2 separate regions of the Homo sapiens genome follow, and region 2 is linked to region 1. Evidence: chromatin loops called from intact Hi-C (ENCODE). Cell type or tissue: heart right ventricle. All regions are shown on one strand. Links, peaks and the distances in the headings refer to the core of each region. The heading gives the core; the rest is flanking DNA. Region 1 overlaps LOC105370003 (a long non-coding RNA gene). Region 2 overlaps LOC105370003 (a long non-coding RNA gene).

The links. Hi-C counts contacts between places; a loop is a spot of excess contacts. Peaks named below come from ENCODE experiments on the same cell type or tissue, not always from the same donor. Only the 100,000 strongest peaks of a DNase experiment are listed, where the experiment ranks them.
Region 2: a loop joins it to region 1, with 3 times the contacts of the local background. A loop is called at or near these places in 4 of 110 quality-filtered maps.

The regions. Positions count from the first base shown.
Region 1 is chr12:115,446,064-115,461,230 of GRCh38, reverse strand. All of the region lies in intron 2 of LOC105370003 (a long non-coding RNA gene), which reads left to right. Among named protein-coding and RNA genes, the nearest start is that of LINC02463, 430 kb to the left of the region's middle. RefSeq lists a silencer at 9,206-9,315. In heart right ventricle, for the core only: no CTCF peak of the experiment used is centred there; a DNase peak (open chromatin) is centred at 9,048; H3K4me3 peaks cover 937 bases; H3K27ac peaks cover 1,652 bases; H3K27me3 peaks cover 1,001 bases.
Region 2 is chr12:115,592,801-115,607,967 of GRCh38, reverse strand. All of the region lies in intron 1 of LOC105370003 (a long non-coding RNA gene), which reads left to right. LOC105370002 (a long non-coding RNA gene) reads left to right here. Exons shown (of 6, transcript NR_188487.1): 3 at 6,123-6,313; 4 at 10,519-10,627. It also overlaps the pseudogene UBA52P7. Among named protein-coding and RNA genes, the nearest start is that of LINC02463, 290 kb to the left of the region's middle. In heart right ventricle, for the core only: no CTCF peak of the experiment used is centred there; a DNase peak (open chromatin) is centred at 8,454; H3K4me3 peaks cover 786 bases; H3K27ac peaks cover 1,916 bases; H3K27me3 peaks cover 5,594 bases.

The DNA of each region.
Region 1 (15,167 bases), core at 4,729-12,728:
GTTATATATTAAACCAAATAAAAAATTAAAACCAGAAAATATACAAATCAAAATAAAGAGGACTGTAAGTTGAAAATATAGACATTATGGAAGTAAAATGATTAGCGATTTTATTATATGAAGAGTTAGTGTAAATTAATAAGAAGATAAATGTATAGATAGAAAAATCAGGCTAGGGCTATGAATGGCCAATTAAAGTTATAAAAAGATAATCAACAGCAGCATTATAATAAAGTCAATGCAAATTAAAACAAGAAGATAGATACTGGTTTTTTGCCTATCAAATAGAAAAACAATATAGAATAATAATTATTGAGGTGATGGGAGTAAGAATCAGATTATCAAAGATATTCATCCAGATATATATACAAAGATGGTCATAAAATTACAATAGGGAAAAAGGAAATTAGCTGTTCAGCAGTAGATTCTTACAAAAAAAAAGTCATAATGCAAAAAAGGACAATCACAGCGGGGCATGGTGGCTCACACCTGTAATCCCAGCACTTTGGGAGTTGGAGGTGAGCAGATCATGAGGTCAGGAGATCAAGACCATCCCAGCTAACATGGTGAAACTCCGTCTCTACTAAAAATACAAAAAAACTAGCCGGGAGTGGTGGTTGGCGCCTGTAGTCCCAGCTGCTTGGGAGGCTGAGGCAGGAGAATGGCGTGAACCCAGGAGGTGGGGCTTGCAGTGAGTCGAGATCACCCCACTGCACTCCAGCCTGGCCCACAGAGTGAGACTCCATCTGAAAAAAAAAAAAAAAAAAAAAAAAAAGAAAGAAAAAAAAAAGACAACACATATAGTGATTAAAACCATGATCTTAAAGAATAGAAAGAAATATTGGTGATAGATAAAATGAAAAAAAGTTACAGAGTAATCTAAAGAGCGTGATAACATTTTTTGCCACAACCCCAAATATATAGATATCTACAACCAAGCAAGAGCGTCAAGATGGAAGAAAGCATATAGTGCCCATGGTTTTCTGATTGGTGACTTTTATTTTCTTCTTTGCACATTTGTTAATGTCCTGAATTCTTAAGTGTTGCTGCTTTAGTCATAAGAAAAACATTAAAAATGTTATAAAAATAATTTCAATCTGGCTGATCAACAACCTGACTGTTCTTTGAGCAGTCTTCATTTTTAACACATAATGATTCACCTATGTTATTTAAGATTTGTCAAATCTGTAGGTCAGGGATAAGCAGAATGTTTAGTGGGATGATGAAGGCTCAAAAGAGATTCCAATCCATAAATATTTTCCTATGGGGGCTTCTCAGTGCATTTGAAATAAATTGTTTTAGATTAAAAATTGTCCTTTCCTTTCCCCTCAAAATTCAGATACCTCAGAAGAGGTAACAGTATGAGACCTCCAAGGTGCTCAATAAATATTGGTTGACTTGAATTGAATCGAAGGCAGTGGCAGTACAAGATAACTTTGTTTATGACATCAGTTTTATCTAATAGCTGTAATTGATTTTATTTCTGGGGTTACTCTGTAATTGGGATGTGAAGAACAAGAGCACATAGGAATGCTCAGTATAAAGGTATAGCCACTAAAAAATAGGTAAAGAATGGAATACGGGATGCATAAAGCACATTTCTCTAAGCACATAGTTTTTCTCAGATTCATCCTTATAATTTGGCAGATAGACACTTGATTGGTTGTTGATCCTAATAAAATATTCATTCATCCATTTATTCATTCACTCATTTATAGCCCTAAGAAGTCCATGAGCCCTGTGGTTCAATCTCTAGTCTCTATCACTGTTAATGAAACAAACAATCAAAAATTAATTTCCTATAACTCACATTCTTTATTTGTACTTCCTGTACACTGTGAAACAGACATAAAACCTATGGGCCATGGACCATTTCTCTTATTTCTATTCTCTCTTCTTGTGATTCTGTATAATAAAATCTGAACATTCAGTAGAGCAACAGTTGAAGCCTCTAAGAGAGAAAGGGAAATAAGCTGAAGGGCTAGACCAGAATTCTCTTTGTGTGTAGGCAGAAGGACAGATGCCTGCTATGTGTTAAGCACTGTTGGAGGTGTTTGAGGTACTTCACATCCCTTCTTAATTTTCTTTTTTTTTTTTTTGGAGATGGAGTCTTGCTCTGTCACCCAGGCTGGAGTGCAGTGGCGTGAACTTGGCTCACCGCAACCTCTACCTCCCGGGTTCATGCAATTCTCCTGCCTCAGCCTCCCAAGTAGCTGGGACTACAGGTGTGTGCCACTAAGCCCAGCTAATTTTTGCATTTTTAGTAGAGACGGGGTTTTGCCATGTTGGCCAGGCTGGTCTCGAACTCCTGGCCTCAAGTGATCTGCCTGCCTCGGCCTCCCAAAGTGCTGGGATTACAGGTTTGAGCCACTGTGCCCAGCTTCTTCTTATTTAATTCTCATACTAACAATACAAATGGAATAATTTCATCCTCATTTTGTAGATGATGAAATGGAAGTTTATATCCAACATATATACTGACTTGCATATATCTAATTTAGGATTAAGATGAGCATACCTCCCACTTTACTTCGTTCAGTCCCACAGTTTACTTCTGTTGCCTTGATATAATTGGTAATAGCATCTTTGGATGATTGGATAAAGAAACTGGTATTTATATGCAGTGGAATATTATTCGGCCATGAAAAAGAATGGAATCATGTCTTTTGCAACAACATGAATGGAACTGGAGGCCATTATCTTAAGTGAAACAACTCAGAAAGTCAAATATCATATGTTCTCACTTATAAATGGGAGCTAAATAATGTGTACACATGGACATAGAGTGTGGAATAATATTGGAGACTTGGAAGGGTGGGAGGAAGGGAACGGGTGAAGGATGATAAATTACCTTGGGATGAGAATTTATATTGTCACCTATTAGAACATTACTAGCTTCAAATTACAAGAAGCAAAGATTCAGAAGAATTAGACATCAGGGATTTTACAATCTCGTAGACAAAGAAATGCAGTTAAGATGGTTCCAGGGTTGAGTAATTCAGCAGCTCAACAATATCATTGAAGTCAGAAGCTCCTTCTGTCTTTTCCTTCACCAGCCCCTCTAGGTTGCCTCTGCCTCTGTTGGTTGTGCCATTTCAGGTGTCACTTTCTCTCATACGCCCATGGCTCAAGCCAGAAAAATGTCCATTCCTTCTGTGTTTATTTACAGAGCAAAGAAACCTTTCCAAGTAGCTCCTCGCAGATGCCTGCTCATGGGGGTCACATGTTCTCTCTTCATCCAATCATTAGCAAGAAAATGGGAGGAGGAGTTACATGATTGGCTTTAACCAATCGGGATTTTTTCAGCAACACAGGAGCAATGAAAGAAAAACTGGGCTCTTCTAGAATGGAAGCTGTGGAAAGGGGTGGTTGGGTAGGCCAAGCATAGCAACTGCTACAAACTAGTAAGTGAGGAGAGGCCAGCCAGTTCTAAAGGACCACGGAGACTACTCTTTCCATCTCCCCAGCCGCCCTCCCTTAAACACTGTGCTCTCCAAGGGGTTATGTCTGAAGGTTGGGCTTGGTGGGGTAGGTCACTGCATGAGAGAAAATGCAAACCAATAGCTATAACAATGTAATAAGGCCTGTAGGAGCCTACGAAGGCACTGAAGGCGTTCAAGAAACAGTGGCTTTTTTACAGTGTTAAAGGGTGAAGAGGAGCTTGCTCTATAGCTGTTAGTAGGGGCCAGTGCTGGGTATTTCAGCTAGAGGGAGCTGCGTGTACAAATACCTGGAGATGAGAAAGAGCCTAGTGTGTTCACAGAGCAAGCGGCACTGCGGTAGTGATAGAAGAGGAGCTTGGGGAGGTGAGCAGAGCCACATCCCAAGGGGCAGGTGTAACTTGACAAGAGGAGGAGATTTATTCCTGGGGAGTCATTGACAGGTTTAAACCTGAAAGTGGTCAGACTTCCTATTGTTCCTCTACGGAAGTTCTATTAGCAAGGAGTCAAGACTTCCAGGGCAGATTTCTTTTCTTTTCTTTTCTTTTCTTTTCTTTTCTTTTCTTTTCTTTTCTTTTCTTTTCTTTTCTTTTCTTTTCTTTCTTCTTTCTTTCTTCTTCCTTCCTTCCTTCTTCCTTCCCTTCCTTTCTTTCTTTTCCCTTCCTTCCCTTCCCTCCCTTCCGTCCTTCCTTCCTTCTCTCTCTTTCTTTCTTTTTCTTTCTTTCCTTCTTTCTCTCTTTCAGATGGAGTCTCACTCTATTGCCCAGGCTGGAGTGCTATGGCATGATCTCAGCTCACTGCCATCTCTGCCTCCTAGGTTCAAGCGATTCTTCTGCCTCAGCCTCCCAAGTAGCTAGGATTACTTGGGTGGTGTGCGCCACCACATCCAGCTAATTTTTGTATTTTTAGTAGAGATGGGGTTTCACCATGTTGGCCAGGCTGTTCTCCAACTCCTGACCTCATGCGATCTGCCTGCCTGCCTGCCTTGGCTTTCCTAAGTGCTGGGATTATGGGCATGAGCCACCGGACCTGTCCCTTTTATTTCTATTTTTGTTTAAGGGGCTGGGAATCCCAGCTGGTGTGTTGTAGAGAGATTACTCATGGCTAGGGGTGAGGTGCACAGCTCTGAAAATACTTAATTTTGGAACTTTTACAGAAGAAGGACATCTCTTTTCCCCGTCTGTGTATTCTTGAGACTTTGTGGCAGAGCCTGCTATATGTTCACAAAAATTCTCTTCTTTCGCCTCCTGGGCACAAGCTACATTATGTTCCCCAGTGTCTCTGGGAGTTGAGTAAGACCCTGTGACTAAGTTATGGCTAATGGATGGTGGGCATTAGTGATATTCCCAACTTCCAGGCCTGGCCCCTAAAAACCTCCCACATCATCCTTCATGCTCTCTCTTCTCATCTACTTGCCAAAAGAAGAAGACTTTAAAGACATAGAAAAGGCAGAGCTACTAAGTGGAAGGATTCTGGGCCCCTGAATGACTGCATGGAACAGAGCCCTCTACCAACTCGCATTGTATTTAGTTTTATTGTGATAAACCACTGAGACTTCAGAGTTTTGTTTTTACAGCAAATAAAACATACCCTGCAGGTGTTTGTGCACTCTTGAAATACGAGGGAAAGTGGCAAAACAGCTTCTTGATAAAGTCACAGAAAATATACTGAAGTATGAGGAAGAGTACATTGATGAAGACTCAGAGGGGCTTATCTGTGAAGCAAAGACAAGGAAGTCTCATCTTGCTTGGCTGTGGTGAGGGCTGCATGATACCATGTATGTAAAGCACCTAGCACGAGTTGTCTCTTAATGGAATAAGTTAGGAAAAGTGTTTTGGAGTTGGTAGCTATCAGTTTTATAAATATCTGTAAAAAAGAAATAATAAGAATATTTACCTCGGTGATTTTTTGTAAGAATTAAAAGAGATGATGCTTTTAAAGCACTCACTTAGTACAGGGCCTGTAAAATAATATGGAAGCTTCTATAATAGTAATGACTGCTTCTTATCGACATTACTGCTGTAAGACATGACTGGGCTGTGACAGCAGGAGGTTTTAGGAGGGAGAAAGCGTTTCAGGCTGGAGCTGTGTTGGGAGCGATGGAGGGAGGGGCAGAAAAGCAGGGGGGTGGCAGGGGGAAGGGGAGATGAGATGCATGACACCAGGTGGAGCAGTTGAAAAGCTCTGTTTACAGCCCGATGACCACTTCTGCCCAGACTGAACCTGGATCATTCCAATTGCCACTGGGCACACATCTCTGCAGCATGCTGGCGCCTCATCATATCTCGAGTGCTGTTTCCAAGAAGCTCAAAGGGCTTTCTGGAAGTTATCTGCTGGCTTGACCCAGCAGCCCCATGTTATCATTCCCATCTCACAGATGGAAAAACAGGACACCGAGTGGTAAACCTACTTACCGAAGATCACAGTGTGAGTCAGTGGCCTGTGTGCAATCAGATTCTAGATTTCTCCATCGCAGGCCCCTCCTGCGGCTCCTCCAGGCTAGCTTTGGGCTGGGCCGCCAAGCAGGCTGCATTTCTTTTTTCTCAAAGAGAGCCACTAAGCATCCAGATTCTGCATGTGATTTAATTATTAGCCAGATCCTGATCTTTGATGACAAGAAGTTTGATTTACAGACTAAATATTCTCCTAGGTGCTGGCGGACATTCTATACTTTTGTTCCTAGCATTTATTATAAAATTGTTCATATAAACAGGAAAGCTGGAAGAATTTTAGTCAATACCTATATGCTTAGGATCTGGATTCTACAATAGACACTTTGTTTTATTGTACTTTATTAGCTGAACTACTTACTAAGCAGAGAGGTGAAGTTGTCATCTTTGACAATGATAGTCAAAGTAAGTGATGCTATTAAAAATTATTTAAATATCTGCAAATGATTAAAAAAATGGTTTAAAAAAATTTAAGTCTTTCAACTCACCGGTAGACTAGTATTTGCTATCAAAGTGAGGTTACAGTAGATTTCAAGAATGTTTGCATGCTTAGTATATAACCTAGCATGAGTCTTTCAAAATAAAATGTCATGGCATTTCACTAGATTGGTCTAGTTTTAAAAAAGAGAAGACCCCCGTCTCCAAAACAAACAACAACAAAGCCCAGAGATCTGGAACAGGGAGTGTGGCCTACCTGCAGCCCTGGAATAAAGATACACTTACTTTAAGGATACTATATATATTTAGTGACTTAATACACATTTAGGGGAAGTGTGTATTAAGTCAAAAGATAGAAACTGCTTGACTAGAAACTTGAAAGGGCCAAATAAATTGTTAGATTAAGTGTCTTCTTTTATGGTTAAGGCCCAGAGATGGCAAGTCACAGAGCAAAGGCCTTTCACTGACAGTATTGGACCAATAACTTTAACTTTCTTATTTATCTATCTATTTTTAGAAATAAGATCTCACTATGTTGTTCAGGCTGGAATGCAGTAGCTTTTCACAGGTGCGATGATAGTTCACTATAGCCTCGGATTCTTGGCCTCAAGTGATCCTCCTGCCTCAGCCTCCCGAATAACAGACTACTGGCATGCACCACGGTGCCCAACTAGACCAAAACTTCTTATACTGGAGGCAGAGTTGGTGAAAAATACTCAAATGGCCATAGCATTTTGTCTCTCTCCCTTCCCCCAATTCCAGCCATCCCGGAGGCTTCAACACACAGGCTCTTTCTTTACAGGGACATGTGAGCTTAAACAGTGAGCATTAGTTATGACTGCTGCCACCAGAGTAGCTGCCAGAAATAGCCCTTTTGGGGCCTGGTGTGGTGGCTCACGCCTGTAATCCCAGCACTTTGACAGGCCAAGGTGGGTGGATCACCTGAGGTCAGGAGTTCAAGACCAGCCTGGCCAACATGGTGAAACCCTGTCTTTACTAAAAATACAAAACTTAGCTAGGCATGGTGGCGGGTGCCTGTAATCCCAGCTACTTGGGAGGCTGAGGCAGGAGGATTGCTTGAACACTGTAGGTGGAGGTTGTAGTGAGCTGAGATCGCACCACTGCACTCCAGCCTGGGCATCCTGGGCAACTCCATCTCAAAGAAAAAAAAAAAAAGAAATATCCCTTTTGGGGAGTTGGTGTGGGGGGAAGTGTTGTCTGGGCAAATTGGCTTGAATGTGGATCTGAGCTGCTTTCATGAAGCAAAGCTGCCCAATGAATGTGCTTTTGGCACCACCTTGTTGGCCTTCTTGGCCCAGTGGCTTTGCCCCAGATGCAGTTTCTGAGATGCTGACGCATGGCAACTCCTGAGCCCCCTTGTTGTTTAACTACTGATACTTTCTGGATGCATCCCCTGGTCAGAAAAATGAATACACAAATAAACCCTATGTCACTGTTCTTCTCCCATCGCTCCTGAATTTATTCAAGTGCAAAAGGGGCTGGTTCCACTGAGATCCCTGCTTGCATGTTTGGTGCAAAGCAGACCACCAGGCCAGGACCCATTCAGATAAATCTAGCCCCATCTCTTGACCCCCAGAGCCGTCTCAGAAAGGGTGGTTTATAAGCTCCTGGCAGAGGCTTGCACTGCAGGAAGGAAGCAGCAGAAACTCACATCCCTGCTGTATCAGTTTGTCATCTTTGGCCTGTGCAACCCTCGGAAACCTTAATCTCTCCAGGCGTCAGTCGGGATTCTGTCCCCTGCACTAAACTCATTTAAGGCAGGGGAGTGTGTATTAATAATGAAGATAACCAAACAGCCCAGGCTGTGATATTCCCTGACCTGCCCCCAGGCAGGCCTTAATGACTGTTTGTGAAGTGCGCCAGAGCCTTACATGAAAGGCACAGGTGAGCACAGTCCTGCCCCCTGAAGTCAGGACACCTGCTGAGCCTAGCCCCTTGTGGGGTCCAGCTATTCCTGCAACCGCTGGCTCTGAAGGCCTTGTCCCTGCAGGCGGGCCGGCCATGCAGAAAGTGCCACAGGATGCTGAGATGGGCAGGGGACACGCAGAGTTATGGGGAGGAGCCCAGGGCGAGAAAAGAAAAGGGAAGATACAGACAAATGAGTGAAAGAACGGAGAAGTGAGAGGGAGTTGGGGACGCAGAAAGAAAAGATGCAGAGAGAGGAGGACAGGCAAGGACTCGGAGAGACAGGGAAGGGAGAGAGAAGGGGAGAGGCAGGTCAGAGTCAGAAAGATGGAGAGAGGGAGAGAAGACAGACACAGGGAGAGGGGAGGGACTGGCTCCAAGTTAGGTGAGGAAGAGAGAAATAGAACAGGGAGAGAGGGAGAAACTAAGAGGGGATGCTAAGAGAGAAGAGAGCGACAGAATCAGCAGGAGGTGGAGAGAATCAGAGAGGTGGGGAGTAGGAGACAGAAAGGTCAGGAAGTGCACAGAGACAGGTACAGGAGACAGGGAGCAACTGGAGACACAGACACACATGCACACGCACACACACACGAACACGCGCGCACACACGCTCGCGGCGAGGGCTGGGGAGGGAGGGAATTTAGGGGAGAGGCGCAGACAAGAGACAGACATGGGCAAGTCACACACTTTCGGGAGAGACATCGCAGAGGGAGAGGGAGAGGAAGGGCAGGGGAGGGGAGGGGAGGGGAGGGGAGGGGAGCCCGCTCCAGCTGCCCACCCATCCCCCGCCCTTCCGCAACGCCAGCATCCTGCGCCCCTCCCCCGCCGCCTCTTATCAGCGGCGAGCGCGGCGCGCGGCGGCCTTGGGCTCGAGGAGGCGGCGCGGCGCGGGGCCTGATTGCAGGTGCGCCGGCGCCGCCGAGTCTGCAGCGGCCGCTCAGTGGCCGGCCCGGCGGCCGGGCGGGTGGCGGCGGCAGGCACGGCGCGAGCGAGGGGCGCGGGGGCGCGGCCTCCCCTTCGCACGCAGGGCGGTAGAATGAGCCGCACGGCCGCGCGCCGCTCGCCCCTCGCCCCGGGCCGGCCGTGAACTTGCCGGGGCCGCCTGCAGGGAGAGGCGGGCCCCGCTGGCACCTGCCGCCCTCCGCTCCCAACTCCGTCCACGCCCGGGGCTCGCAACCCACGCGGACAGGAGACTGCTGGCTATTGGCACTGTCACGACGCTGCTGTGTTTGAGCAACATCTATCTTGAGAGAGATTAATAAAAACAGCGACGTTTTCCAAAGATGCCACTGTTCACAGGACATCCATTGTTTTTTACTTGCTTGGCTGAAGTTAGCAGAGCCTTGAATAGCAGGGCCTACCTGGCTTTGCATCTGAACTTTGCCTTTTTCTAACTGTGGCCTTGGGCTAGTGTCTTGCCTCTCTGCATCTCTATCTTCTCCCCTGGGAAACGGGAAGAATAAAGGTGTCTGCGTCACAGGGATGCCGGGAGGTTAAAGACAGGCAAAGATATAAGTGGTTCAACAGTCCCCAACACATAGAAGCTGTTCTGTAGGACCAGGCTGGTGTTATCATCATTAGTGGGGCTGGGGAAGGGTTGACAAAGGAGCTGGTGGACATCCACCTCCTGCTAACCCCAAGGATCGGTGCCTCGGAGTCTCCTTCCTCTCGGCTGCAGGAGGCCAGGAGTCCTGGGTGTGCCTGCTGGCCTCCCTCGGGAATGGCCAAGTCAACTCCTGGCTCAGGGTCCCATATTCCTTCTCAGAAAAATGGGCCTTGGGCCATCAACCCAAGACTCTAATAACCTGTCTTTCCCCGAGGGTTGCCGAGGATCCAAGGGCAGGGTGGCTACACGCCTGATTTGGTATTGATATCTGGTTCCATCTCTAAGAGCTCTGTAGCTTTGGACCAGGTCATGTCACTTCCCCTAAGGCGCAGCTTGGCAATAGCAGCAGTGGTGCCTAGGGGCGTTGTGGGGATTATCTGGGTGCTGCAGCCCTGGAGCTGGGATTTTTCAGACCTCCGTGTGTGAAGTCCTGCAAGCTGAGAGCCTCCAGATGACCCAACTTAAGATCCACCCAAGCATGCACAGCCAGGACCCGCTCTCCCAGCTGCCGCCAACCAATGATTGGGCATGGCAGAGGTGCTAGAGCCCAGCCTCTCCTGCCTGGTTTGGGACTGCTCTGATGGCCGATCTTTGCGGGCCACTCCTCATCACCAGGCAGAGACTTTCTCGGAGTGGACCAGACCTATCCTGCAGGCTCTTCCTGCCCAGTCCGCCTCCCTTCTCTTCTTCCCCTGTGGGACCTGCATCCTGATGTGCAGGTTCTCCTGGACTACTCCTGCTTCATTCCCCTTTATCCTTCACAGACATCTCCCTCAGTAAATGTCTCATTCCATCTAGACTTCCGCTTCCCAGAGGACTGAAACTAACACAATGAATTAATATGTAAAAGACTCACATACAAAGCCCCTAGTAGGTGCTAGGAACTATTATTATTATTATTACTATTATGATGATGCCTTCCTGCTGTCAGCATTCTAACTGAATATCCTGAGCAAATGAGCTTTTTCTTCCTTTCTGTCCCATTTTCTCTCTATTCTGCAAACACTTCCCGAGAGACCCTCCCAGAAGCCAAGCTGCATGCTTCCTGCTGGATTTACAGAGCTCAGCCCCTGCCCTCTTCCTGCCCAGCAGGGGAGACAGAGAAGAAACAAGGATGATAAAAGCTTGGATAGGCAGAAGCAGCAAAAGACAGCAGGCTGGAGGAGGGAGGAGCAATCAGGGAAGGCCTCCTGAAGGAGATGATGTGTGTTACGTCATGAGAGATGAATGAAGTTATTCACATCACCCAGACAGAGGGGAGGATCCATACCCAAATAAGTTAGGCAAATGAAACACAAACCTATGGTGGGGCCAGGTGGGAAGTTTTCCGTTGGGAGGGTTTGAGAGTCTTTCTGGAAAGGGTGACATTTAATTTGACACTGTGGTATAAATACGAGGGCTGTGTTGCTGAATGGTTAGATGAGTGGGGGTCTCAAACTAGTCTGCTTACCAGAGCCAGGCAGGTCAGAGACATGAGTGATGGGGAATAAGGAGGCCCCTCATCTGCCAGGGGTTGGCTGCTCTTCATTTATAGTCAACGGTTGCCACATGGAAATGCAAGCCCAGGGGGCTAGATTTTCTGATTTTGCAAGGAGAGCTGGATATTTTAATGTGAAATTTCCCGTTTTCTTTTATCTTGATGACTCAGCAAAAAAAAAAAAAAAAAAAACATTAAGGGAAATGTAAATAAAACCAACAAACACTGAGCAGGTTGAACAAAACATATCCACGTGCCAGATTTGGCCCTGGAACCACCAACTTGAGACCTCTGGGTTGAAGCCTCGATGTTGGAAGAGAGGGCAGACCCAGATATCAGATCAAACAGGACCTTTGATGGACGTTCAAGCATTTTACTCTTCAAGTATTGACAAGGCCTCTGACCACCTAGCCTCCCTTGAATTTGAGCTCTAAGCGTTTTGGGATTTAGCATGAACTTTAACCCTTCTCTTAAAATCAGCTGCTCCTGAGACAGCCTTGTGCAAAGGGCATTGTGGTTCAAACAAGGAGGCCCAGAGGGTCCTAAGGCTGCAAACACCACGTCTGAGCACTTTCTTCCAGCTCCTGGTGGGTTTGCCACAGGGCAGGACGCGGAGCTTTCTAGAACCACAGGCTTGACTCCCATTTCTCCCTCACTAAAATGATGGCTCTTTCCTTAATCCTTTCTTGGGGCTGCCCCATCTTTTCCAGTTTTCATCATCATTAGGACTGGGGCATGCTGACCCACACACTGAAATGAAGCAAATCAAATAAAATATAAACAGACCTGTCAAAATCCTTTCAAAACAGCCAAAGGGAAGTTCCCCCAAATTAAGGCAGCGCCTAGGAGCACAGTAGTCAGAAAGAAAACCTTTTAGCTGCAACCAAGAACATTCCCAGCTGAGGTATTTCATTATAATAATGGCCTATCTTGGATAGGCAATTTAAGAGAAAGGTTAGTGGCTGAATACAGTTCTTGCCCTAAGAATGCCAGAAGGCTATACAACAGGAGCCTGTACATTCTTCAGCTGGAGGCAGGGAATTTGATTTGATACAGGTTTATTTCCCTGGTTTTGAAGCCTAGGCATTGCAGATAGTCTTTGTTTTCAGACTTCCAAGGGAGGCTTGGCTGACAGACTCCGATGGGAGTCTTTGATTACTTCCAACTACCCATTAGTTAATTGCTCAGAGGTGAGGAGCTTACAGGGCAGGTCTCTGATGATCCTCGGGGTACCCTACTTGCAGTGGGATTAAGTCAGTGAGATGGAGCACACGCATGCCTCCAGGTCCTTGTGAATCCACACAATCCTCTCTGTGTGTCCCAGGGAGAGCAGACTCCAGCAAGAGCCCAGCCGTGGCAGTGTGGTTCTGGGGCCTCCAGAAGGGGCGACAGGCCTTGAGAGTGTTTAGTTAACATGGAGGAGGGAGACTTCCATTCATGGATGCACGCAGGGGCTATTTACTGAGGGCCTACTCTGTGCTCCCTGGGCGTGGCTGCAGGCAAAATGGAGTTGATGCTCTCAAGGACTTGGTTCTTTCCTGGCAAATGGCTATTAAATAGATACTTATACAAATGGCTTGATTCTAGGTATGACATATGCGGTAAAGTAGGATAAGGTGTGCATTAATTTCCTATTGCTGCTGTGACAAAGTACTACAACTGGGTGGCTTAAAACAACAAAAAAATATATTCCCTTGCAGCACTGGAGGCTGGAAGTCCAAAACCAAGGTGTTTGTAGGGCAGTGCTCCCTGTGAAGGCTTTGCAGGTAAAATCTTTCCTTGCTCCTCCGGCTTCTGGGGAAACCCTTGGCTGCATCACCTTCTGCTCTCTGTTGTCACATGGTGTTTTCCCTGTGTGTCTGTTCTCCTTTTCTTATAAGGATGCTAGTCATGTCAGAGCAGGGCCCACATGGTGACCATATCTTAACTTGATTCCATCTGAAAAGACCCGATTTCCAAATAAGATCAAATGCTTAGTTCCTAGGGTCAAGACTTCAACCTATCTTTTGGGGGGAACGAAATTCACCCCCTGCTAGCATACTGGGAGAACTGATGTCGTTTTGTGGTGGTAGGTCAGGGGAGTTGTAAGGCTTCTCTGAAAGGCTGAAGCCTAAAGAATGTATAAGAATGTGATGTTTGTTTCTGAGGAGTGGAAAAACATTGAGGTTAGGAAGGGTTTGCCCAGGCAATAAAGACAACCAAGGAAACAGGAGAAGACCCAGTGATTCTTTCCAAAGTCTTCCGAACTTGTGTCAACAACCTTGTAGCTAAATCCATTCTTCCGTATCACACCAAAAATATTAACCGGATGCACTTTTACTTATTCCTAAGAAATTTCTTCATGCTAGGCTTGTGTCTGGCCTTGTACCTGGACCTCGGGTAAAGATATTAAAATCAAACCAAGGCAGAGAAATTAAAATCACATGGAAAGTGTTTTTGTGGATGTCCTGAGTGAGAAAATGGAAGAGACGAAGATAAAAGTAAGAGGTGTTTCAACAAAGGGGAGAAGAGACTAGGCTTTGGAACATGGAAAAATGGGTTTGAATTCCACTTTTCTTGCTTCTGAGCCTGCATGAACTTGGCCACAGAAGGTAACCTATCAGTGCCTTGGTTTCTTATCAGCAAAATGAGTTACTAATAACCCCTGTGACTCCAGCTTGCTGTCCAGAATAGGTGAGTTACTGTCAGCAAAAGGCAAAGTACTGTGGCTGACATATAGTAAGCATCCAATAGATGGTGATTACCATGAAGACTTGACCAGGGAACTAAGGAGAAATTATCCACACATGAGATGTTAAATTCTAAAAGACATAGCCAAATAGCAAGATGGAAATAGAAGTGATAGCACAAAGCAGAGAATGATTAGTTGTTCAATGAATTGAACAAATAATAATTGGCATAAGAAAGAGACTGAGCTTGGGAGCGGAAATGTTTCTGATGAGATGGACTCACAGGGTCAGTAGGATTTAGTTATGCAGATGGCGGCAAGGTGAGGGCGTCCCTACAAAGATAATGGGGTGAACAGAGTCATGGACGAGGCAAGTTTTAGGTGTGCTTTGAAAATAAGGAATTAAAAAAAAAAAAAGAAAGAAAAGAAGGAATAGTTTGACTGGAAGCAGATGGCTCAGTTGAGAAATGAAATCCTGGCCCATGTTTGTAAAAAGGAGCTTGGGGCTTATAGTGGTTTCAAAACACAACCACAAATTCTTGCTACTCTGCCTATCAAGAGGTGGATGCTAATTCTGTCCCCTTGGATATGGAGGATCTTTGTGACTTTTGGTAGAAATGATGCTATGTGACTTCTGAGGCTAGGTGGTAAGGTCATAAGGAGGTGCAGCTTCTGCCTGGCCCTCCCTCTTGAGACATTCACCTTTGGAGCTTTGAGCCCATGGTAGAGGGAACACAGAGAGAGATGACAGAGAGCAGAGATGTCCAAGGAGCCCGAGCTATTTGAGCCCCAGTTGTTTAATCTCCCCAGCCCAGATGCCACATATGTAAAGGAGAAAGCCTTCAGGATGCCTCCAGACCCTGCCACTATCTGACTCTAACACAATCCATCCTGCTGAAACTAGTTGCTTCCTAGAACCATGAGAGATGAGAATAATACATGATGGTTGTTGCTTCACGTCACTAAGTTTGGGGTGGTTTGTTATGCAGCAGGAGATAACCAGAGCAGGACTGGACTACGAAAGTCAGCTTGAAGGGTTTGAACAGTGGCCAGTGGGAGTCACAGAGGGTGTTTGAGCTGTGAGCAAGATGAACAAAATGGTGCTTTAGGAAGATTAATCTGAAGACTTCCACCAAGTCAGTGTAGAATAAGAAGAGATAGA
Region 2 (15,167 bases), core at 4,615-12,614, 150 kb before region 1:
CCTCAAAGAAGGGGGGGGCACTTTTACCAGAATAACAGGGGAAGTGAGGCTGGAATGACAAAAACAACCGCTGTCTACTCTACAGAAACCACCAAGTTTAATACTCACTCTAGTTATAGTACTTGATCAATTAACATGATTACTTCTTTGACCCTCTCCTAAACATCAAAACTCCTAACAATTTGGTCAAGTTAGAATGCCATTGGCCGAGCGCCGTGGCTCACGTCTGTAATCCCAGAACTTTGGGAGGCCAAGGCTGGTGGATCACCTGAGGTCAGGAGTTCGAGACTAGCCAAGCCAATATTTGAAACCTTGTCTCTACTAAAAATACAAAAATTAGCCAGGTATGGTGGCACATGCCTATAGTCCTAGCTACTTGGGAGGCTGAGGAAGGAGAATCGCTTGAACCTGGGAGGCAGAGATTGCAGTGAGCTGAGACTGCACTACTGCACTCCAGCCTGGGTGACAGAACAAGACTCCATCTCAAAAACAAACAACAAAAAGACTGCCATTGTTGTGTTTGAGGTGTGTGTGTGTTCAATTTCTGATTCAGGCAGATGTTCTAAAGAGGAAACCTATTTCTAGCTATTCTTCTATTCTTTATCTTTTCTTTTTTTTCCTTCTCTTTTTTTTTTTTTTTTTTTTTTTTTTTTTTTGAGACAGAGTCTCATTCACTCTGTCATCCAGGCTGGAGTTCAGTGGTACGATCTCGGCTCACTGCAGCCTCTGGCTCCCAGGTTCAAATGATTCTCCTGCCTTAGCCTCCTGAGTAGCTGGGATTACAAGCGTGTGCCACCACACCTGGCTAATTTTTGTATTTTTAGTAGAGACAGGGTTTCTCCACGTAGCCCAGGTTGATCTTGAACTCCTGACCTCAGGTGATCCGCCTGCCTTGGCCTCCCAAAGTGTTGTATGTAATACACGCTTGTAGGCGTGAGCCATGGCGCCCAGCCAAGGAAAGCTATTTCTTAAGCTGGATAATGGGTTTATGGGTGCTTCTGAAACTGAAATTTGCATACCATTTATCTAGGGGTGTTATTAAAATGTAGATTCTGGTTCAGCGGGTCTCGGGTGGGGTCCTGAGATCCTACATTTCTGGCAAGCTCCCAGGTAACGCTGATATTACCTGTGCATGAACCACACTTAGCAAGGCTTTATATTAATCTAACTTTCAGACTAGGGAGGGAGAATAGGAAGAAAGATGGCTGTTTTAATAGAATCGAGTCAATATACAATCTCAGACTTGATGAAAAATTTAGAGATCATTTTTCTCTCCAGAAGCTCTTGCCCAGTTTTTGATGAGCGGGAGACACTTCCTCTGTGTCTGCATTGACTACACGGGGACCTCCGCACCTCCCATGGGCATCTAATTCTAATCGGGTGAATCTGGATGAATTTGAGAGTGGGGCAATAACGTGGCGATGAAAGGACACCACGAAAGAGTTAAACCTTCTAGGAAGCAGAGTCCAACAGGCCCAGCCAAATGCAGAAGGGGTTGACCTGGCTCCAAGGGTTAATACTATTTTGTTTTCCAGGACTATTTGTTATATCAGGTTAGTGCAGGCAGAAGGTCATGGGGGTCAGCGGCCCCCCTCGCCATCCCCCTCCTCTCTCCCCTTCCCCCTGTCTCCTCCATTTGCAGCCTCATTGCCTCCTTTAATCGGATGACCCCAGACACTGAGCTTTCCTTGGGATTTTCTTGCCAGCGCCTTCAGACTCGTTGCAGCCGTTGCAGCCGACGCCAGCCGTCTCTCTCGCCCCGGCCCTCAGAGGCAGGCGCGCAAGCTAAAAGGCACTTTGCGAGAGGGGGAACCGTCCATTGCAATTTGTGCTGCGGTTTCTCTGGACAAGAGAGGATCAAGAAAAGGGTCCTTTGTCTTCTTTCGCCTTTTCTTTTCTTCTTCATCTTCCCTTTATTTCTCTTTGTATAAAATTGGTTTCCTCTCTTGGGTCCTTTGTCTTCTTTCGCCTTTTCTTTTCTTCTTCATCTTCCCTTTACTTCTCTTTGTATAAAATTGGTTTCCTCTCTTTTCCTCCTTTTGGTCATGTTTCTTTTCCTTATCTTCCATATTTGGATATTTGTATATATTCTTTCCTTTCCTCTCTCTTCTCCTCTTCTTCCTTTATTTTTAGAAATTCCATCTCGTGAAATTGATAGCAAAAGGACGGATCTTCAAGGCAGCTTCGTCAAGTTTCATTCCCAACCTGAAGAGGGTTCAAATCCCTGACAAATTAGAATAGGACTCTAGCAGCAGCGTTCTTTAACCACACTGAGCCTCAATTTACTGATTACAAAATGAAGTTAAGAATCTCAACCTAATGGGCTGTCAAAGTTAGCCAGAAAGCATATATAAAGCACAGAGTCTGGTATACATGGGTGCCCAATAAATGTTAGTCTTTTCATACCCTTAAGCCTTTTCCTTTTCCTCTCTGCTGTTCCTTTTTTTCCTTTAGCTATGTTGCTTTTAATAACTTTCTTTTACATTTCTGGAAAATTATCTACAGGTGGAGAATCTCTATGCAGAAAGTATGATGGTGGTGTAACAGGGACCTGGGTTTGCCACTTAATCGCTGCACAGCCTTGGGCAAGTTGATTGAAATTCTCTAAACCCCAATCTCCTCTTCTGCAAAATGGAATAGGATTTCTTTCCCTCTGGTGCAGTGGTAAGGATTAGATGACATCATGATCCTGGAAAAGGTGCTTCCCAGCACCTGGGAAGGACTGCTGATCATGTTGTCTTAGGTCACTGAGCACTAAAGGTGGCACCTATCACTGAGCCCCGTGGCCACTACTTAGTCTCTCTCCTGTCACTCACTCCCTCTCAGTCAGACTTTTATTTCTACTGTAACAGAGTGCACTATCAGTGCTCGCGTGGACAGGTTAAACTGTTAGTACTCATCCCTCTGCTGAGCCATTTGTTCATCCATCTATACACCCATCCATCTATGCATTGCCCACCCATCCATCATCTATCTGTCCATTTATCCATTGTCCATCCATCTATTCTTCATCCATACATCCATTCGTACATCCATCTACCCATACAATCATCCATTTACTTACTCAATCACCCACCTGTCCATCCATTTGCCCATCATCACAGTCACCCACCCACTTATACCTCTATCTCAGTTTTGCACTTATTCATTCATTACTCCACCTGGCTACCACCCATCCTATCCCATCCCAGCCCATCCATGTTTGTCATCCCATTCATCCATCCATTCATCCCATACTTCCCCATTGTATTCAAGCTCACATTTATCTACCCATTCCATCTATTCATCCATCCATCCATCCACCCATCCATCCACCCATCCATCCACCACCTTCCCGTCTATCCATCCATCCACCCACCTACCCACCCACCTATCCATTCATTCACACTTCCATTTACTCATCAATTTGTCACTTATTTACCTATGCATCCATTCATTTATTCAGACTGGTTGCATAATAAATAAGATTGGCCTAAATTATACCTTATCATAAAATTCTACTAGAAATTTCTAGAAACAGAAGAAAGAAACAACAATAACCACAACAGCAACATGATTTTGGAGCCATAGGGCCTTCTATTCAGTCTCCTCATGGAGCAGGTGGGGAGGAGGAAAGGGGCTTTGCTCTTGAGCACAGGACACATGCAGTTGGGTAGCTTAATGGTTTTTAAACTGGGTCACAAGAATCCAAGGCTTCTGTGATTGTGTTAAAGGGGTTATTGACAGAAGGGCTGCTACTTCAAATAGAATGGCTCTCCACCCTGTCTTACTTTTATATGGTCTCTGTTTAAGATTTAATTTGAAAAAAAAAGTTACTTAGCTGTTATGGAAAATTTTTAAAGCACAAATATAGTCACACATTTTAGATACTAAAGAAAAGTTCAGAAAAATCTGTCTTTTACCTTGCCAACCATAGAATAAAGAGGTAATCTCTCACTCATGTAGTTTTTTTTTTTTTTTTTTTTTTTTTTGGAGTGCTTACCATAAGCCAGGTAGTGGGCTAACAATTAAATGGACCATCTCATTTAATCCAATAATGACTCAGTGGGGTTGGTATCATTATCTCCATTTTTCAGATGAGGAAACTGAGGCTGACAGACATCAAAGTACTTGCCCAAAGTCACACAGCAATTAGAACAGTGGAGTTAGGATTTGAACCTAGGAATTTTCTCCAAAATGCAGCCTGCCTGCAGTGGGAGGCTAATTACCCTCTAAGTTGTGGCCAAAGGGGCAATGGAGAAGAAATAGCAATAGGGCTTGTGTTCTTATGTCTTTCTTGGTTAGTTCTTCATTTCCTCTTTCAGCTTTTACAATGAACACCAGAGGGGATGATGAGACTCAAATACCCAACAAACTAACATTATAGATTCTTGGATTTAGAAAGGACTGAGGTTAGTGATTTTTAAACTGGGGTCACCAGAGACCAAATCTGTTCCCCAAGTTTCTTCAGAGGTTTCTACTGGACATGATCAGAAGTCACTGTGTCATGATGGATGTTAAACAGACCTGGCTTCATGTCTAGGGCTGGCCAGTTACTAATTCCGTGACCTTGTAGAAGCGACTTTCTTTCTTGAAGACTCAGCTTCCTCACTGGTAAAAGGCAGACAGAAATAATACTTATGTTATAGGGTTACTCTGAGAGTTAAATGAGAAAATGCGTCTTGAATGTTACATAGAGTTCCTGGCATATAGTGACTGCTCAGAATTTTAGCTATCGTCTTCACCATTGTCGTCATAATTATCATCATTTGTGGCTCCATGTGAGTAAGAACCTGCGTGACCTAATAGCACTAAAGCTAAAGAAATGGTCTGAAAACCAGTGACCTAAGACAACATGATCAGCAGTCCTTCCCAGATAATAATTATTTTTCCAGGATTTGTTTATAGGTCTTAAAGTGACTTTCAGGCCGGGTGCGGTGGCTCACACCTGTAACTCCAGCACTTTGGGAGGCCGAGGTGGGCAGATCACCTGAGGTCAGGAATTTGAGACCAACCTGCCCAGTATGGCGAAACCCCGTCTCTACTAAAAATACAAAAAATTAGCCGGGTGTGGTGGTGGGCGCCTGTAATCCCAGCTACTCGGAGACAGAGGGAGGAGAATCACTTGAACCCGTGAAGCGGAGGCTGCAGTGAGCCGAGATTTCGCCACTGCACTCCAGCCTGGGCAACAAGAGAGAAACTCCATCTCAAAAAAAACAAAACAAAAAACCCTCTGGTGTTAACCAATATCATTGCTATAGACTTAGAAAATTTCAAAGCTAATGGCTGGAACTGGGTTGGAGTCTTGTTGCCTTTTCTTGTTGGGAATGATCTGGGATTAAAAAAAATTTTTGAGTTTTCATTATTTCCCTAATTAAGAAGAGTGTGTGTATGAAAGAGAAGGGGATGAGGGAAGGAGGGAGGGAGGAAGAGGGGGACAAAGAGGGAGAGAAACTTGGAAAAGCCTTCAAACCTCTCTGAATATCATTCCCTTGTCTATAAAATGAGGCAAATACTTCCAAGTATGGTTCCACCACAGGCGCTGGAGAGAGAATAAAATTAGAAAAGACAATATTTGCTGAAGGAGTTCTATATACCAAACCACTGCTTTCAAACACATTGTCTCTGTCTATCTTCACTACAACCACAACTCCATGGAATAGCTATTATTACCCCAAATGACATGATGAGGAAGCTGAGGCTTGCACAGGCACAGTAGCCTGCCCAAGGACAGGTAGTTGGAAAGTACAATTCATTTGTTAATTCACCAACTATTTATTTGGTACTGCGGAATTCACGTCTCTGTGTATTTTAACTTCTGTCCCCAAGCAAACATATGCAGACACCAAAATACCAGTTTGAGATAAGAGTGGGCTTGGCTTTCGCACGTGTGACTGTCTTGTTAGATTATTATTATTGGTTGTGGTAGTAGAAATAGTAATAGTATTTATGTCAAAGATAGAGGTAAGCAAATATCTCTTTGAGCTTGTTTTCAGTATTAAATTATACCACTATTACGCTATAAATAACCACTTCTATATATTGAGCACTGGCCTGGTATATGTTCTTGATCTATGAGCTTTACGTGGTCACCTCACTTCCATTCTAAGCAAATAAGTCACTCTTTTATCTCCATTTTACAGATGAGAAACTTGAAGGAGTCAGTCCACAATAATTTCTGGAGCATCTACTTTGTACTACCTGCTGTTCTAGGCACTGTGGTTTCACTGGTAACAAGGACAGAACTACTGTCCCCAAGGAGTTATGTTCTAATTGGTGGATGGGAGGACACAGATTAGGAACACAGAAACAAATGAGGTAACTTCTGTCACTGGTAAGTGCTTTAGAAGAAGAAATAGGGTCATTACATAGAGGATGATTGCTTTAGGAGGTCAGAAAGGGAGGTGTCTCTGTGGAGGTAACATTTAGTTCAAATTTGAATAACGAGAAAGAGGCAGAGACCAGCAAAGGCTGCACATGCAGAGGTCCCAGGGCGGGCACAGAATGGATAGAGGTGGATTAATGGGTTTATGTCCCACAAGCTGTTCTCTGCACTTGAACTCAGGGCTGTTCCCATAACCAATATTCTGAACCATCCTATTCTACTGCCTGCCTGGATACTCCATCAACTGGGGAAGGCTGCAGGTAAACTATGACTCTGCTGCGTATTTTCAGGGAAGAATTGTCCAGAGCTGTCATTTCCCAGGAAGCCAGCCAATCTCTTAGGAAAATGCCAAGGATGCTTGTCCCAAGAGAAAGTTGCAAAACCAAGCCTTAGATACCTGTAGCTCTTGGTTGGCCAAAGGGTAAAACTCCAATGAGAGCTCATGTTCGTGTCCACTGTAAAGCAAGTGAAGTTGTCTCATCCTGGGGTAGCTGTTAAATGTCATGCTTGCCCTCCCCAAGAAGTCCAAATATAAGCTGTGCATTTACTATGCTCTGGATTGGGGAAGAAGGGGTTCTAGTATGTATAAGTTGGTACTTCCCAAACTTCAGTGTGCTCCCAAATCTCCTGGGGAATCTTGTGAAAATGCAGATTCCCATTCAGTAGGTCTGGGGCAGTATCTGAGATTCTGCACTTCTAAAAAGTTTCCAGATGAGCTGAAGTCACTGCTCACGGAGCATACTTTGAGCAGCAAGACTATACAATGCTGAGTATTTCAGAACGAAGAAGAAAGATTACAAAGCAGTGATTGTACCAGCCACTGCTGATGGAATATTTATTAATCACCAGATGGCTTTTCATTTTGCCCTCCTGATATGGGTTGGGCATTGCCATTATCCCTGTTTTACAAGTGAGCCAACTGAGGCACTAAGAAGTTAAGTGCCTTGTCCAGTGTCACCAGATGGATGAGAGGTGGAGCTCAGGCTGTCTGCCTTCCAAGTGCACCTCACCGCCTATGTCTCTTAGGCCCCCCACTTTCCACCTGGAGGATAGAGTTTCCAAGTGGGTCAGAAGCTGCTCTCCAAAGCTGGTTGGATTTCACAACTGGATTAATAGACTCCATGCTGTCTCATTTGAACTAGGCACACACCCAAAGATTTTAGGTTCACCTGTCAGGTGCAAGTGTTTCAGCGTATTCATTGCCAAGACAGAGTTTCTATGCCTTATAAGGAAGCATCCAGCATTGCCTTTGGAAGGATTTTAGGTGTCAAAGGAATCCCACCTGCGGGAATCTTGACAGGCTCAGCTAACCCCATTTTCCAAAGACCTCAAAACCCAGTGGTCTGGATGAATGAGAATAAATGTTTTGGGGGCAACATGAACCTGACACGCTCCGCGTTAGGTTCCCACCATTGTGGAAAACAGGTCAGTGGAAAGCACCAGATAATAAGTAACTCCAAAAAGGGATGATGGGCTAAGTACAGACTTCTATTTCTCAGGGCATTTGGCAGGGACCCTAACCTAGACCTGGACTGGGGGTTGTTGAGGGGGTGTCATGGATAAAACAACGTGCTCCCTGCCCGGGACAGCAAGGACGTTTGACCCCACTACTTATCCTCCCTGCTTGATTCCATCAGCTGCAGCCTGTTCCAGGGTTTATTCAGCACTGGCAAAGAAAGCAATGCCATTTTCTCAAATAACAAAGTATCAGTAGAGGTTGCCCCCTCACTGAATCTCCCCGACGGCAGGCACGAGTTTCCAACCCAGAAAGACATAGATTCAGAGGCAACTCAGAAGTATCAAGGATTCCCCTCTCCTCCTCCCTCCGACAACCGCTGCCACCCCCACCCTAAGCCCTCCCCACCCTTCCTCCCTCCGCCCCGCCCTCCTCCCCCCGGGAGACTGGAGGAACTTGGCAAGCCATCTCGTCGCCAATCAATCTGTGGTGTAACAATTAGCACTTAGGCACCACTCATGCTAAACACACGCTTAGAAAACACTTATAAAAAAAAAAAAGGAAGAAGAGTCATCAGAGGTAGAAGCCAGGGCAGCACCGGTGGGGGGACGCCAGGGAGCGGAGCCAGGAGGAGGCCTGGGGAGGAAACAGATCAATGCGCTGTGGAATGGAAAGCATCTGATACCCTATTATTGACGAGGCCAAAGCACTTTGAGGCGTGTTTCCACCGTGAGCAATTAGTCTGCGAGACCGCAGGAGTTAAGCTAACACTGGTAGCCCCCCCATCTTCCAGTTGGATGACACTTTCATTGGGTAGCGAGCCCCCGCAGCAGTGGCGCCAGCCTGCAGCCGTAATGGGGCCCATCCGCGGAAGGCCGAATGCTCCAGTCTCCCAGAAGGCCCCCCTCGCGCCCCCCACCCCGCCCCAGCTCCCCCCACCCCACTCCCGGTAACAGAATCCAGTCGACACAGAGTGTCTGCGCGCCTGTGAGCTGCCTAAATTGATTGTAATGGTTTTATCACGCGCAGAAAGAGCTGGCTGTTTTCTCGCCTCTGCTGTCGGCTTTCATAAACGCCCAGGCAGGAGGAAGTGATTCCTCTTCGGGAGCACTGGATCAGATGAAAGGCAACTTTTGTTTGTTGGCGAGCAACTCGCAGCCTCCGCCACTGCCTGTCTCCAACCCTGCTCTAGGCATCTTCGCTGGCTGTGCACACAACAGAGACTCAGACAGCGTCCCCCGACTCACCCCACCCAACAAACAGCAGGGGGTGGGGGACTTGTTTCTGGAGCCAGTTCTGGGTTCATCTCTGGAGGCTTCAGTGTCTGGGGTAGGGAGTTTCAAGGACGGATTGGGTAGAGAGAAGAGTAAATGAAGATGGCAATGATGATCAACAATGATAACAATGAAGATGAGGATAGCTAGCTAGCATTTCTGAGTGTTTATCCCCAACCAGGCAGTGTGTTTAAGCACATCGTAGATATTTCTTGGAATTCTTACAGCGATCTTATGAGACATTATTTCCCCCGTTTTGTAGTTAGGGGAATTGAGGCATAAAGAGGCATGTGAAATGGTCATGGTTATCCAGGGAGCAATGAGAGGAGTGAGGGAAATTAGAGCCCAGTTCTGATTCCTAATCTGGTTCATTCTCTATGCGCCATATCGCTTCTTTAAATTTGGTAGGGCGAAAAGACATGCTGTCATAATACCTCAGGTACTGGGTATTCCCCAAGGATTGCGGAAATTTGAACCTTCGAATAATTTAGGCTTAAAAGAATCTAGACCCAGCCAAAAAAATTGAAAGCTAAATGAAACACCCTTTGGTCCAGCCCCGCTTAAATATTCGCCAAGTTCTTTTTCATCACCTGGTCTCTAATCTCTCTGTTCCCTCAGCCTGGAATTCCAAACTCTACCCTAGATATGCTTGTGAGAACGCCTACACAGTCTTCAAACGTAACCTCTTCCTGGAAGCCTCTTTCTTCCTATCCCTTGCACCCTGTCTAGACTTCTATGGCCCCAGCAACATTCCTTTCCATTGTGTTTCTTTATTACCTATCTTCCCATTAATGTTAACTCACTGCGTATTTGTTGAGCTCTTACAGTATGCCAGTCTCCATATTAGGCTGAAAGCTCATTGGGACATGTTTTATTCATCTTCACATCCACAGTGCCTGGCCCATAGTCTGACCCCAGCAAATGTCAGTTTCATGAATGATGACCAAGATCATGGGCTAGCCCCCTGTTTTTGCAAATAAAGTTTTATTGGAACACAGCCACACTCATTCATTTATGTATTCCATAGCTGCTTTCATGCTACAGTGGCACACTTGAGTAGCTGTGACAGAGACTGCACGTTCTGCAAGCCTGCAATTTTACTACCTAGCTCTTTACTAAAATGTTTTCTGATGACTGATCAAGGGGATGATCAGATAATTTTCCAAACTTTTCATTTTGTTTTCTGTATGTAGCTAGCATACTATTGTTGAATAGCTACCTGTGCAGTTTCTACCCTCTAGTAAATTGATTGGAGACATGCATCTCATTTTGATGTCTCCCTGTGCCTATAACCTTTGGTAGTGCCCTACACAGTTTGTGGCTTGAGCATGTGACCTGTTTTGGACAATGGGGTGGTAACAAACTCACTTCAGACACTGGAAACTGTGTTTTGTTTTGTCGTTTTTTTTTTTTTTTTCTGCTAGTCACCACCATGACAACACCCTCTACTGGAAAGGTATGAGTCATCCCAGCTGAGGACATCCTAAACCAGCCAGCCCCCAGCCAACCTATCCGCTGACCACAGATGCATGAGTAAGACAGCTGTACCTAGCCCACATCAGTAGAACTAGACAACTTGTCTCTAGACAACTAGACAACTAGACTCAAGTAAGATGGTTGTTGCTTTGAGCCACCAAGTTCTGGGTTAGTTTGTTACACAGCAGTAACTAACATATGTATACTTAACGGGTGTACAATTTATGACTCCAAACCAGGTGTTTTAATGAATCACCTGCAGAAATGACCCAGGCATGCACCATGAAAACAAGAATTCCTTTGTGTGTTTTGGAGGTGGGTGAAGATGGAGTGTAGTCTATTGTTTTATAATTTTTTATAACTTTTTTTTGAGATGCGGTCTTGCTACGTTGCTCAGGCTAGTCTCAAACTCCTGATCTCAAGCAATCCTCCTGCCTCAGCCTCTTGAGTAGCTGGGACTACAGGCATGCTGTGCCTGGCACATTTATCTGTTCTTCCTACTTTGGAAACACCTCTGTATTTGGGGAAAGTGGTCAGAATCATTTAAAGAAGGTGAAATGCCAGTCTGCAGTAACAGTTTTCTGGCAATGTCAGGGAGTGATCCTGTGTTTTGCAGGAAGGACTAAGCCAAAGGATTTGATGCAACAGCTTTGGAAATTATCTGGATTTTACTGATCAGGGTATCCCTTAGCTGCACTGGCAAAAATAACCAAATCGGGATGTAACCATGAAATTATGTGTCCGCTGTGCTTGTTTCTAATGTTGTAGAGCATAGGTCTATAAAAAGCTACTGGAACATGCCATTCTTTGCATTTCAAAGCCTGGAATTTAACCAGCAGATAGTTTTCTATGTGTTCCTGAAGATTTCTTTTCTCTTCTTCTTCCCTCTGCTCCCCCGTTCTCTCTGTTCTTATCTTCTATTTCATGTTCTCAAGCTTCTCTGCATTTCTACACTGACTTTGGGGTAGGGTGTCATCTGTCTTTAGTACACCCAGCACAGTAGGAGAAACTGTGAGAAACACACTGAAGACAAATTCGTAATTTATTCCCCAACTAAAGGTGCTGACCCCTGCTTTTCATAAGGAAACACAATGGCTGTCATTAGCCCCTTGGTATTGGTGGGAATTTCCTGCCTACATTACATTCTGGATAAAATCTTTAAGGCTACAATCCAGGCACAAGCAGAAGAGATGGCATGAAGACGCTATGCTCCCAGCACCACTCCCCTGCAAAAAAGGGAATGTGACCAAGGTCAGAATGAACAGATGGTTTGGGAGGAGAAAGCCAGAACTCCTATTCCACCCTGGAGCAGGACTCAGGCCTAGGGTGATAGGTGGTAAAGTTATAATATTTCTCCAAGAGTAAAGTGGGAAGGATGAGCGTTGATAATCCCAAGGGCCCATGCACTCTACAATTCTAGCCTGGGAGGATTCAAAGTGGAGTCCACTGTGATGATGGAAGGGAAGCTGAATAGCATGCAGTTTAAAGAAGTGCAAATGGATGCGATTGTACCTGGCAAGTGAAGTCTTGAGTCTTTTATAAGGTGGTCCCTGAGTTGGTCAAGATATTACTCTCAGGGATGTTGGGAGCAGAGCTATCTCGGGAACAGGTCTGCAGTAGGGGAGGGGGTGAAGAATGCTGGCAGATGGTGTGGGTGAGCTGCATAGCAATTTGGAAGAGGACACATGTTTCCAACCCAGATCCCCCCTGAACCCTCCCATGGTCAGTGGGGTTCTATTTGAGCCAAAATGAGGCTCAAAGATTGGTTTAAGTAATGAACTTGCGAGCCCTTTCTATCCCATAAAACACATCCAGGCATTGCTAGAATGAATTAATGAGCATGTTTATTCATTTCCTAGGACTACCATAGCCAAGCACCACAGACTGGGTGACTTAAAACAAGAGAAATGGATACTCTTGCAGTTCTGAAGGCTAGAAGTTACAAATCAAGGTGTTAGCGGGGCCGTGTTCTCTCTGAAGGCTCTAGGAGAGAATGTGCTCCATGTCTTTCTCTTAGCATCTCCTGGTTGCTGGCAATCTTTGGCATTCCTTAGCTTGTAGATGCATCAGTCCAATCTCTGCCTCCATCATCATGTGGACCCTGTCCTGTGTGTCTTCACATTTTTCCCCTGTGCATGGCAGCCTCTGCCATTTCTCTTCCTCTTATTAAGGCACCCCCATCATATTGGAGCAGGGGCCACCCTGAGGACCTCATCTTAACTTGACTCCATCTGCAAAGACCCTATTTCCAAATACAATCACATGCACTGGTATGGGAGTTAAGACTTCAATGTATCTTTTTAGGGGACACAATTCAACCTGTGACAACATGAAAAAAATAAGCCTATCATGGAAGATATCTATGCATTGGCTTCTAGTGAGGAGTTAAGGAGATTTAAGGTGTTCCTTATCATACCCCCTTAAGCTGATTTAAGGTGTTCCTTATCATACCTGCTCACCTCTGAATGCAGCTGCAGCTGCCGGGCAGAGGTTCCTGCAAGCTCAGACTCAAATTGACAGTATGCTATCCAAGTGCGCACCATGGCCTCTGTGAAGCTGTAGGAAGCTGCCGAGGCCATGAGCAGGAGTCACTGGGGGTGACCCTCAACCAGTAGCAGGTGGAGTTAGGGTCTAAATGCCTCACCTTGATCCATCAACGGGACATTTCTGGGATGTATTCCGTACACTTCTCACAGCTTCCGACGGTATTTATATCCCATTGTCTACACAGCTGCTTCATATACGAAGTAGCCTCAGCCGGGTGTGGTGGCTCACACCTGTAATCCCAGCACTTTGGGAGGCTGCGGCAGGTGGATCAAGAGGTCAAGAGATCGAGACCATCCTGGCCAACATGGTGAAACCCCATCTCTACTAAAAATACAAAAATTAGCTAGGTGTGGTGGAGCATGCCTGTAGTCCCAGCTACTTGGGAGGCTGAGACAGGAGAATCGCTTGAACCGGGGAGGCAGAGGTGGCAGCGAGCTGAGATTGTGCCACTGCACTCCAGCTTGGTGACGGGGTGAGACTCTGTCAAAAAACAAAAAACAAACAAAAAAAAATAGCCTCATATTGGCTTTTCCTTCTTCCTTGGCTCACTCTGTCCATTCCCTTGCACCTGAGTCCCGAGGTCACCTTGACCTCCCCACTCCGACCCTCCCCCGCCATGTTACCCCCACCACCAATAAAACTACTTGTATCCAAGTCCTTGTTTCATGCTCAACTTCTGGCAGATTTCAAACTAAGCAGACAGAGGGGGGGAGAGAGAGAGAGAGAGAGAGAGAGAGAGAGAGAGAGAGATGGGAAATGGAGAAGATCAGAGATACTTGTTTTTAAATCTAGAGCCTAGCTCTGGCCCTTTAAAGAATGATAAGAACAAAACTATTTGCTATGTGCCAGCCATGGTGCTAAGCATAGTGTATGCACCATCTCTTATAATCCTACTGTCGTGGGTTGAACTGTGCTCCCCAAAATGATATGTCTACATCGTAACATCTACAATCTGTGAATGTGACATTATTTGTAAGAAGGGTCTTGCAGATACACAAAAAATCAAAATTAATAGATTTTGCTGTGGATGCAGTGGAAAGGGAATACTTCTACACTGCTGGCGGGAATGTAAACTAATACAAGAGCTATGGAAAACAGTATGGCAATTCCTTAAAGAACTAAAAATAGAACTACCCTTTGATCCAGCAATCCCACTACTGGGTATCTACTCAGAGGAAAAGAAGTCATTATATGAAAAAGATACTTGCACACACATGTTTATAGCAGCACAATTCACAATTGTAAAAATGTGGAACCAGCTCTAATGCTCATCAGTCAATGAGTGGGTAAAGAAACTGTTACATATATATGATAGAATACCACCATAGAAAGGAATGACTTAATGGCATTCTTAGTAACCTGGAGTAACCTAATCATATTCTCACTGATAAGTGGGAGCTAAGCTACAAGGATGCAAAGGCATAAGAATGACACAATGGACTGTGGGGATTCAGGGGAAAGGGTGGGAAGGTGGTGAGGGATAAAAGGCTACAAATTGGGTTTAGTTTTTCTGCTCGGGTGATGCGTGCACCAAAATCTCACAAATCACCACTAAAGAACCTACTCATGTAACCAAACACCACCTGTTCCCAATGGACTGGAAATAAAAAATATGGAAATTTTTTTTATGGAAAATAAAATATGGAAATAAAAAATAAATTAAAAATAAAATTTTTTAAGAAAGAAAGGTCTTGTAGATATAATTAAGAATCTCAAAGATGAGAACACACTAGATTATCAGGGTAGGCCCTAAGGGACAAGAGTCCTTGTAAGAGGCACGCAGAGGAGAGATACACGTGGAGGAAGGTGATGTGAAAATGGAGGCGCTCTTTCTCTTCAGTGAGGCGGCTGAGCTGCAGACTCAGAGATGCAGATCTTTATGAACACCCTCACGGGCAAGACCATCACTCTTGAGGTGGAGCCCAGTGACACCATTGAGAATGTCAAAGCTAAAATCCAAGACAAGGAGGGCATCCTGCCTGACCAGCAGTGTCTGATATTTGTGGGCAAACAGCTGGAGGATGGCCACAGTCTCTCAGACTAGAACATC